Linked DNA regions of Homo sapiens: region 1 is linked to region 2. A link is a loop called in an ENCODE intact Hi-C map of the cell type or tissue named here. Cell type or tissue: B cell. All regions are shown on one strand. Each heading gives the region's core, and the rest is flanking DNA. Links, peaks and the distances in the headings are about the cores only.

The links. A loop is a pair of places that touch in the nucleus more often than their neighbours do. Peaks named below come from ENCODE experiments on the same cell type or tissue, not always from the same donor. Only the 100,000 strongest peaks of a DNase experiment are listed, where the experiment ranks them.
Region 1: a loop joins it to region 2, with 9 times the contacts of the local background. A loop is called at or near these places in 100 of 110 quality-filtered maps.

Annotation. Positions count from the first base shown.
Region 1 is chr10:30,390,237-30,395,622 of GRCh38, reverse strand. No RefSeq gene overlaps it. Among named protein-coding and RNA genes, the nearest start is that of MIR7162, 24 kb to the right of the region's middle. In B cell, for the core only: CTCF peaks have their summits at 2,708 and 2,914 (motif pointing left); a DNase peak (open chromatin) is centred at 2,922.
Region 2 is chr10:30,585,399-30,590,784 of GRCh38, reverse strand. It overlaps LOC105376479 (a long non-coding RNA gene), which reads right to left and starts at 3,099. Exons shown (of 4, transcript XR_930794.4): 1 at 2,999-3,099; 2 at 2,540-2,631; 3 at 1,584-1,739; 4 at 1-1,180. In B cell, for the core only: no CTCF peak of the experiment used is centred there; a DNase peak (open chromatin) is centred at 3,124; H3K27ac peaks cover 319 bases.

The DNA.
Region 1 (5,386 bases), core at 268-5,267, 200 kb after region 2:
ACTGAGTTAGACATAAAAATAAAAGGGTAATAAATAGCCGGTTGCAATGGCTCATGCCTGTAATCCCAGCACTTTGAGAGGCCGAGGTGGGTGGATCATGAGGTCAGGAGTTCGGCCAGCATGGTGAAACCCTGTCTCTACTAAAAATACAAAAATTAGCTGGGCATGCTGGCACACACCTGTAATCCCAGCTACTCAGGAGGCTGAGGCAGGAGAATCGCTTGACCCCAGGTGGTGGAGGTTGCAGTGAGCCGAGATCGTGCCGCTGCATTCCAGCCTGGGTGACAGAGCGAGACTCTGTCTCAAAAAAAAAAAAAAAAAAAGAAAGAAGGATAATAAATGAAATATGGAAAACTACACAACCAGAAAAATAAACAACTACCAATACCCAAAACATGGCTAAATCTCATAGGATTGTGTTGAATGAAAGAAGTCAGCCACAAACATGCACATACTGTATGAATCCATTTATATTCATAATTAACCCAGGGTGACAGACGTCAGGATTGTGGTTAACTTTGAGGAGGACAGCAACTGAGAAGGGGCAAGAGGGAGCCCTCTGTGGTGATGGAAGCATTCTGTATCTTGAGCTGAGTGGTGGTCACATGAATGTGCACATATGTAAATAGTATGGAGTTGTAATTTAAGGTATATGCATCTCACTGTATGTAAGATACTGTCTTAGTCCATTCGTGCTGCTATAACAAAATATCTGAGACTGGGTAATGTGTAAAGGACAAAAATTTATTTCTCACAGTTCTGGTGGGTGGGAAGTCCAAGATCAAGGTGCCAGCAAATTTGTAGTCTAGTGAGGGCTGCTCTCTGCTTCCAAGATGGCACTTTAAATGCTGAGTCTTCCAGAGATGAGGAATGCTGTGTCCCAACATGGTGGAAAGGACAGAAAAGCAAAAGAAGGAAACCGAGCTAGGCAGCTCCCTCAAGCCCTTTCATAAGGTCACTATCCCATTCATGAGGGGGCTCTTCCCTCACGACTTAATTATCTCCTAAAGACGCTACCTGTAATCCCAACACTTTGGGAGGCCAAGGCGGGCAGATCATGAGGTCAGGAGATTGAGACCATCCTGGCCAACATGGTGAAACCCCGTCTCTACTAAAATACAAAAAATCAGCTGGGCATGGCACACCTGTAGTCCCAGCTACTCGGGAGGCTGAGGCAGGGGAATTGCTTGAACCCGGGAGGCAGAGGTTGCAGTGAGTCGAAATCATGCCACTGCACTCCAGCAGCCTGTAAACAGAGCAAGACTCCATCTCAAAAAAAAAAAAAAAAGACTCCACTTCTTAATACTATCACACTGGGGTGTGAGTTTCAACATGAATTTTGGAGGACACACAAGCATTCCAACCATAGCAAATTTACTTTATTAAAAAAGAAAAAAAAAAAGGAAAATCCTGTCTCCAAACATGATATTTTAAGAGTTGATATATTTACATCCCAATTTTCCAATTGCTTACATACATATTTGTGACGATCATTTTTAGCTGAGAAAAGTTTCAGTAAATTAAAAAAATCTCATATTATCTATTAATATCTTATTCAGATAAGATCAAATTTCTAACCTAGATTTTAGGTTAAGACATAGTCATTTGTTGTAATGTGAGAATGACAGAGAGAGAGAGAGATATTAACTAGCAGAATCCAACTATAAAAATAAATTTAAGGGCACAATTCTCTACTAATGACTCCCCCAGACAAATTATTACTTGGATAGCAATGAATCAACTAAAAATGGAAGCGAGAATAGTTTGAGTCCTTTTTGCAATGGATGGATGTTTATGAGACTATTAAGTGAAGAGGGTTCAGAAACAAGGGGATAAATGGCACGCTAATTCGGGGTTGAATGGAGTAATGGGATGGTCTTGGAAATATAAGAATCTTGCTTAATGGGGCTTGTCTACTTGCAATTCAATAAACTAATATACGTAAATTAAAAGAGATAAAGGACATGAGCACTCAGAACAAAATTACAGGAATAAATTTAGCAAAGGGGCACCAAAGTTGAGAGAAGGGTCACTGTTCCACGTCAGACATCTTTAATTCTTGCGTCATGGAGATGGTAAGCCAGCGAACAGAGTCTTCTGTCTGGAAGCTAAAACCAGCCTTTGGGATGGCTTCAGAGAGACTGTTCAGACTCAAGATGCAAAAGTAGATGTTGCATGGTCGAAAATATCCCGAAGGTAAAGGCTTTTTTCTTTTTTTCTTTTTTTTGAGACGGAGTTTTGCTCTGTTGCCCAGGCTGGAGTGCAGTGGCGCGATCTTGGCTCACTGCAACCTTTGCCTCCTGGGTTCAAGCAATTCCCTGCCTCAGCCTCCCGAGTAGCTGGGATTACAGGCGCCCACCACCATGCCCAGCTAATTTTTTGTATTTTTAGTAGAGACGGGGTTTCACCGTCTTGGCCAGGCTGGTCTTGAACTCCTGACCTCGTGATCCACCTGCCTCGGCCTCCCAAAGTGCTGGGATTACAGGCGTGACCCACCGCGCCCGGCCGGCAAAGGCATTTTCAAAGACAATGGTGCTCGGGGAAAAGAATGCTGTGTGTTTTAAAAGAAAAAAAAAATAAAAGAAAGAATGGAAACAAGGAAGAAGAAGTGACCAGAGGGTGGGGTGACCATATGTTCTGGTTTGCAAAGTACACGTAAGGTTATGTCTGCTGTCCCGGTGCAATTATAACAGTGCCCCTTGCACTCTCCGAATGTCCGGATTTGGATGATAAATCATATGATCACCCTGCCAAAGAGAGCAAATTAGCCAGAAGACCCATGTGTCGATTTCAAACGGTGTGGACTGATCCGCAGGCGCGCTCAGGCCGCTGCCCAGCTGAACGGTGTGCACCACCTCTGCCTCGCCCTACCTCGCCCTGCCTGGGTGAGTCTCCAGGAAGGCTACAGCGGAACCCTCGGCTCCCACGTTGCTCTGGTGCCACCTGCAGGTTATGTGGGGGAACTGCTTCTCTCTACCCCACTACCCACCACCCTGCCTCCCCACCCTGATCCTGGGCAGCCTTGGAGTTGACCAAAAGACATTCAGAGCACCCGAAGCCCTGGGTGGGGAATGGGCTGGACCCCGCAGTGAAGCCTGCGTTACGGAATCAGACGGGCCCAGCTTAAACCAACAAAGCCAAGCTCTTCCTCTTCCTACCCACTCCTGTCCTGTCTCATTTTGTAGAGAGGAAACTGAAGCCTAATTCAGAATTTTCATTGGTAGCATTGTGAAGCATACAGCTGGAACCTCCCAGGTGCCATTCCCCACATCTCTGTCTTTCCCCTAATACATTAGGATAGTGGGTAAGCAAGAGAACTTAAGTTTACTGAGCTCCTATTGTGTACTGGGCAGAGTAGGCACTTTTATCTCCAGCCTCGCAATTGATGGGAAATAGGTGATTATACAACCGGGATATAGGATCAGAGTGGGCTAGTGATGTGCTCACAGTATCTCAGCTGAAATTGGAACCTAGGGGTCTTTGACTCTAAAGGTAGTGCTCTTTTTGGGTCTCCAGTTTGAGCAATACTTGCAAAATGCAAAGAACACCATGAAAATCTTACATTGATCCATAAAAGACTGTATTGCAAACAAAAACATGGAGTGTCTTCGTGGGGGAGACGGTGAGGCAGGGAGATTATCTCAATTCTGTGCAACCTGAGAACTCTCTGAGGAAAATGAAAAAAGCCCGACTGAGTGCAATTTGTCTGATAAACAAAATCTGTCAGAATGTGGGGCCTTGTGAGTGCTAAGTGAAGGTAAGAAACCACGGTGCTGGACATTTTCTAAGGTGTTCTTTATGAAATTACTCAGGGCCTCAGTGCCTTCACCTTCTTCATGAGCCTAGGCAGTTTCCCCATCTGTCTTCATCCTACTGCCTGACATCCTATCTATCAAACTGCTTTTGGAGTTATGACTCAATAAAATAAAAATCATGGTGGGAGTCATTTACACCCTAGTGAGAGTCATCTAAGATTCCCTTTTCTTCTCAGACCTTTTAGCTGAAGTTGGTTATGAGAGAGGTTGGGGAGGAGGAAAAGGGTCGGGGCGAGCAATCTTGGAGCTTGCACTGTTTCTTGCCGACGACCTGGCACAGTGTGAAAATGTCAATCTAAATGGAGAGCTCTATGCATGTTCCAGTCTATTCCCTTTGTCACCAATACCAATCCCCAAAGCAGAGCCCCCGGGAGGGCTGGACTGAAAAGCCTGGAGGTAATAGAAAATGCTTGGCTTTGGATTTCAGGTCAAGTTCTGCCGGCGACTTGCTGTGTAAGATTAGACAAGTCAGTTCACCTCTTTGCACTTCAGTGACCTCATCTGTAAAAGGCTGGTCTGGACTAGATTAAAGACTTTCTTTAGGTTTTGCAATTTTTGTTGTTGTTGTTGATGGTTGTGTGTGTGTGTGTGTGTGTGTGTGTGTGTGTGTGTGTTTAAACAGAGTCTCACTCTGTTGCCCAGTTAGAGTGCAGTGGCGCAAACTCGGCTTACTGCAAATTCTCCTGCCTCAGCCTCCGGAGTAGCTAGGATTACAGACGTGCGCCACCACACCCAGATAATTTTTGCATTTTTCATAGAGATGGGGTTTCACCATGTTGGCTAGGCTGGTCTTGAACTCCTGACCTCAGGTGATCCGCCCGCCTCGGCCTCCCAAAGTGTTGGGATTACAGGCGTGAGCCACTGCGCTCGGCCTGCAATTGTTTTTTGTTTTAATGTTATATTCAATTCTTCCTCCATCTTTATTAAAGTATAATTGATAAAAATTGTGTATATTTACAGTGTTCAATGTGATGTTTTGATATATGCATACATTATGAAATGATTAAATCAAGTTAATTAACATTTTCATCACTTCACATACTTTTATTATTATTATTATTATTGTGGTAAGAATATTTAAGATCTATTGGCTTAGAATAGTGTTTACTAGAGGCGAGGAAGGGTAAGGGGGAGGGGGTAGCCAAAGGTTGGCTAACAGGTTAACAGATACATGAGTACATGGCTGAGTTTGGTGGCTCACACCTATAATCCTAGCACTTTAGGAGACTGAGGTGGGAGGATCACTTGAACTCAGGAGTTTGAGACCAGCCTGTGCAACATAGGGAGACCCCATCTCTTTAAAAAATTTAAAAAATTAACCAGGCATGTTGGTGCATGCCTGCGGTCCCAGCTACTCTGGAGGCTGAGGTGGGAGGATCACTTGGGCCCGAGAGGTCAAGGCTACAGTGAGTTGTGATTGCACCACTGCACTTTAGCCTGGGGGGCAGAGTGAGACCCGGACTGGAAAAAAAAACAAAACAGCTAAATAGGAGGAGTAGTTCTAGTGTTCTTTAGCATTATAGGGTGATGATAATTTATGACAATTTATTATATATTTTCAAATAGCTAGA
Region 2 (5,386 bases), core at 209-5,208:
TTGCTCCTCCCAAGTGTCCATGTGTTCTCATCATTCAGCTCCCACTAATAAGTGAGAACATGCAGTGTTTGGTTTTCTGTTCCTGCATTAGTTTGCTGAGAATAATGGCTTCCAACTCCATCCGTGTCCCTGCAAAGGACATGATCTTATTCCTTTTTATGGCTTCATAGTATTCCATGGTTTATATATACATTTTCTTTATCCAGTCTGTCACTGATGAGCATTCAGGTTAATCCCACGTCTTTACTATTGTGAATAGTGCTGCAGTGAACATACGTGTGCATGTATCTTTATAATAGAATGATTTATGTTCCTTTGGGTACATACCCAGTAGAGGGATTGCTGGGTCAAATGGTATTTCTGCCCCTAGGTCTTCGAGGAATCACGATGCTGTCTTCCATAATGGTTGAACTCATTTACATTCCCACCAACAGTGTAAAAGTGTTCCTTTTTCTCCACAACCTCACCAGCATCTGTTGTTTTTTGACATTTCAGTAATAGCCATTCTGACTAGTGTGAGAAGGTACATTATTGTGGTTTTGATTTGAATTTCTCTAATGATCAGTGATATTGAGGTTTTTTTCACTTGTTTTTTGACCACATATATGTCTTCTTTTGAGAAGTGTCTGTTCATGTCCTTTGCCCACTTATCTTTTTTTCTTACAAATTTGTTTAAGTCCCTTGTAGACTCTGGATGTTAGACCTTTGTTAGATGGATAGATTGCAAAAATTTTCTCCCATGATTCCCTGAATACACTCTTGATAAGCAGAATATGAAAATTCAGCTTTTGCAATTTGAATCATATTTTCCAGTAGATTTTAACACGATCTTTATATTGATTGTTCTAAGCCCTGCAGTTCTAGCCCTTTGGAACTAATATTTGAAATAAGCTCAGGGATATTCTCTGGATCCACGCTCTCATAGGAGAACCTGTTGGTGGTTCCATTTTCTCCCCTGGGAGGCTCCTCTGGGGGGTGTTGGTGCTGCAGGAGTGACAGGTGTGTAGCAGGTGTGGGTGAGCTGTGCTGACAGCAGTGGAGGGACCTGTGTGTCCTGAGTCCTCAAATGAGGCAGCAAATCTGCTAGATGCATCCTGGGATGCTGAACTGCGGAGGACTTCTTCCCAAGTACCGGCCCGCAGCCCAGTAACACAGCGCTTGGGCCGCCCAAGGCCACTTCCTGTTGGGGAAGAGAGAGAGACTTCAAGTGCAGAACTTGGTGACAGAGCGCTGAGGCCAAGTGGCTGTTGGGACTGATACCCAAACAAAAAGAAGGCAGACCTCACATCTCAGGTCAGTCACCACTGACACAACCCAGCACCTGACGGCACCTGGGACATCTGACAAACGCAGAAGCCAAAACCCAAATGACAGACGTTCAGAGGGATGAATTCCTGCTGGCAACTTGTGCACCGAAAACATCAGAAATATGCAGCTCAGAAAAAAAAAAAAAAGGTGATTGACCGTCCAAAGTGTCTACTTTTGAAAATTATTTCTTAAAGTTAACATTTTTCACAAAAACATAAATTCATTGGGTTAGAATCGACCCCAAGAAATCACCTGGTCTAGTGTCTAATTCTTACCTCCAGAAGGAGCAGCTCTTAAGCCATGCCAAGCAAAACAAAACAAGACCAACAAAACCACCTGCCCCTTCCCTTTCTTCGAGTTTCTAGAGGAGATTTGACCAGGAACCGCTGCTTTTTTCCCTTCGCCATTAGTACATCGTTGTTAACGTCTGACTGTGGATTAAAACAGACCTGGATTAGAATTCATACTTCTCCATGTACAGGCTGTGCACACTTAAGCACTACCTAACTCTCAGAGCCGCACTTTCTCCATCTGTAAAATGAATACCAGGATATGCACCAATTAGAGGTGCTGCAAGGCTTGAATAAAAAAAATATGTTAACAGCTATACGTGATGCTTGGCCACTATGAATAGCCAATCCATAAACACTTGGCCCCTTGTCTTCCCTCCTCCCTGTCAGGAATAGTTGGGTTATCATAATAACTCCCCCAATATCATAATAATTGGGGGAACACTACTAAAGTTTAATGGTCAGATGTTCCACTTTGCTTATGTCAGCCCTGTAAAGTGAAAAATCATCCCATGTCCTAGACGATTTCCAAGTATACAGCTGAACATTCATACAGGTGAAAAACCCACAGGTAATGATCTCAGCCCAAACACAAATTTTGCAGACAAATGTAGGCATTTTTTGTTTTATTTTATTTTATGTAGAGATGGCAGTCTCGCTATGTTGCCCAGGCTGGTCTCAAACTCCTGGCCTCAAGGAATCCTTCTGCTTCAGCCTTCCAAAGTACTGGGATTACAGGTCTGAACCATCATGCCCAATTAGGCCTTTTTATTAACATGGTTATAAGTATATGACATTTTCTCGTACATTTTGTTGTCAATCAAGGGTAGACTTTTTGTGTGTGTTGTTTGTAACTTGGCCAAGAATTGTTGACAATTTTGTAAAATCAGATTAATAATGTTAATGCCCCCAGAAGTATATAAATCATGAACACAGCATACCTATGTCAGTACATATTGTAGTGGTTAAGTTCCTGAAGATTCCTCACAGAGAGAAATGGACTCTACTGATTCCTTATGTCACAGTTGTTGCACTGCATAGATTTAAAAATAAATTTTGGGTTGCAATTTCAAAATAGTAAAAAGACTTTTTAAAAAATATTGTATTGATAAGCAAATGGGGTCACTGGGTGTGACAGGGCTGAGGGCCCTTGCAGTTGCAAAAGCTTGGACTTCCCAGCCAACCAGCCCTGGAAGGTTCTCCGTGGCCTCCCACTCCATTCATTCATTTGCAGGAGCAGCCCTTCATTGGGGGGATCCCAGGGGCTGCCCCTAGGGGCCCCTCTCATGCACCATCGGCATCAGGCCTTGATGCTTAGAAGCAGCCGGCTCTGAGTGAGTGTGGATGTGGCTGCCTTCCCTGCTGATCCCCAGGGAAATCCCCTAGCATTCCCCACTCACCTGAACTTGACTTTCCCTCCAGCCACAGGCCCTAAGAGAAGCCAATGATCTTCCTCCTCGCTGCCTGTCGCTGAGAGGGGAAGATCGCCAGGGGATCCAAGGCCAAAGCCCAGTGCTCTGGGGCAGTCCCAGCTGGGATCCCACTTCCTCATTTGCTCTCTTCCGTTCCCCTGCCAGCTAAGGTTGTCAGGCTTAGCAAATACATCTGCAGTATTTGAGATATGCTTCTACTAAGCCATGCGATGTTTAAGATATCTAATACAAAAAAAAAATTGTTGTCAATCTGAAACTCAAATTTAACCAGCATCCTGTATTTTCTCTGGCACTCCTACTCCCCATGCCTCTCTGGAGTTGAGAGGTAAGAGGCCAGCAGGGAAAGAGGTCTGGCAGTCACCTGCCTCAAACTTCGGCTGAAGAGGCAAGAGCTGCCCTGGGGGGCCTGTTGCTCTCTTCATTCCCAGAACCAAATGCTGTCCTCAAGTTATCCCCAGTCCCCCCTTCTCCTGAGTAAGGAGCATTATATTTAGGGTAGGAAAACACCAGTATGACTTTTATACTGATGATCTCCAAGATCTTCTAATTTTAAAGTGAAACAAGGAGATACATAACCTTTGTGATCCCAAGAGAATGGCTGCATGAAGCTGTATGGATTCCCTGATAATGCTAGTCTCAGAATCAGGGCACAATGGCAGGATCTTAGGGATCATCCGCTGCACCAGCCCATCTTACAGGTGAGCAAACTGAGGCCAGAAAAACCAAGTGACTTCCTCTTGAGTCCCAGAACAGCATTCTTTCTAGGCTGCTATATGAATAAGACAAAGGGGGGGGTCTTTTCTTCATGGAAGTCCCTTCTCTCTCACTAGAGCGAGAGCTGTTTTCCTTTCTCTGTCTTTTGCCTATTAAATCTCTGCTCCTAAACTCCTGTGTATGTCTGTGTGCTAAATTTTCTTAGCACAAGATGATGGACCCAGGTATTTACCACAGACAACATAGCTGCTTCACTGACATGTCAGCAAAAGGGACACAACTGGAGATACTGGTTATTTTACCAAGGCTTTGACTGGAATGGTGAAATTTGCTTTAAGGAATCAAACTTGACTTATAGAGCCAATACAAGCTCCTTGGGAAAACTGGCCTCACACCTTGTCTACACAGTCCCTGTACAGGGTTCCTGACCTTTGGCTGACACAGCAAGAAAGCCCTCACCAGATGCTGATCCCTCAGTCTTGGACTTCTCAGCCAACAGAACCATGAGCAAATAAATTTCTGTTGATTATAGATGGAAAAAAAAAAGGCAAAGGGGATCCTACATTACAGTCCCAGTGGGCAAAGCAGTCAGCCCCTAAACTTCCTATGCAACTCTTGAATCTCCAAAAAAGTTATAAGCAGATGCATCACAAAGAAAACTCTGTCTATGGGGCAATAATCAGCTATCAGCAAATCTTGATACTTTGAAGGTGGAACCCAGGGACTGTGGAAATAAATAAGGATCTTCTAATTCTAGATTTTCTTGAAGGCAAAAACTTTGTGAGGCTTACATAAAATGTGTGACATGGAGTACATGCCCTCTGCTTTCAACAGTGAGGGTCTCTTCAATCTTGTACTAGTCCCTGGAGGGCTTTAGCACCCTCCCAGTGGCTAACTTACGACATTGTATTTCCTAGAATCTAGGCAGGTGTCTCAACCTTAGTGCTGAATAATTCTTTCTCACAGGGCACTGATAATTCTGTGTCTTGTAGAATGTCTAGCAGCATCCCTGACCTCTACCCATTAGATGCTGGCTGCATCCCCACTCAGTGACATTCAAAAATGTCTTCTAAACATCTGCACTAATATGTTTATCACAGCTCTATTCACAATAGCAAAGATATGGAATCAACCTAAGTGTTTAGCAATGGAGAATTGGACAAAGAAAATATGATATATATATCATTATACTATATATAGAATAATTATATATTATTGTACATATAATTGTATATAAAATATTTAACTATTATATATAATATATTAATATAATATAGTATATATAGTGTATACATAGTATAACATATAGTATATATTTATATATTATATTTATATATTATAGTAATATAATAATATATAATATATAATTATTATGTATATAATATAATATATTGTTTATATAATGTAATATATTAAATGTTATTATATATTACATAATATATTATGTACATGTATACTAATATATAATATATTATATAATTATATATAATATATACACACATCATGAAATACTATTCAGCCATAAAAAAGAATGAAATCATGTCTTTTGCAGCAACATGGATGGAACTAGAGGCCATTATCCTAAGTGAAATCACTCAGAAACAGTCAAATATGGAATGTTTTCATTTATAAGTGGGAGCT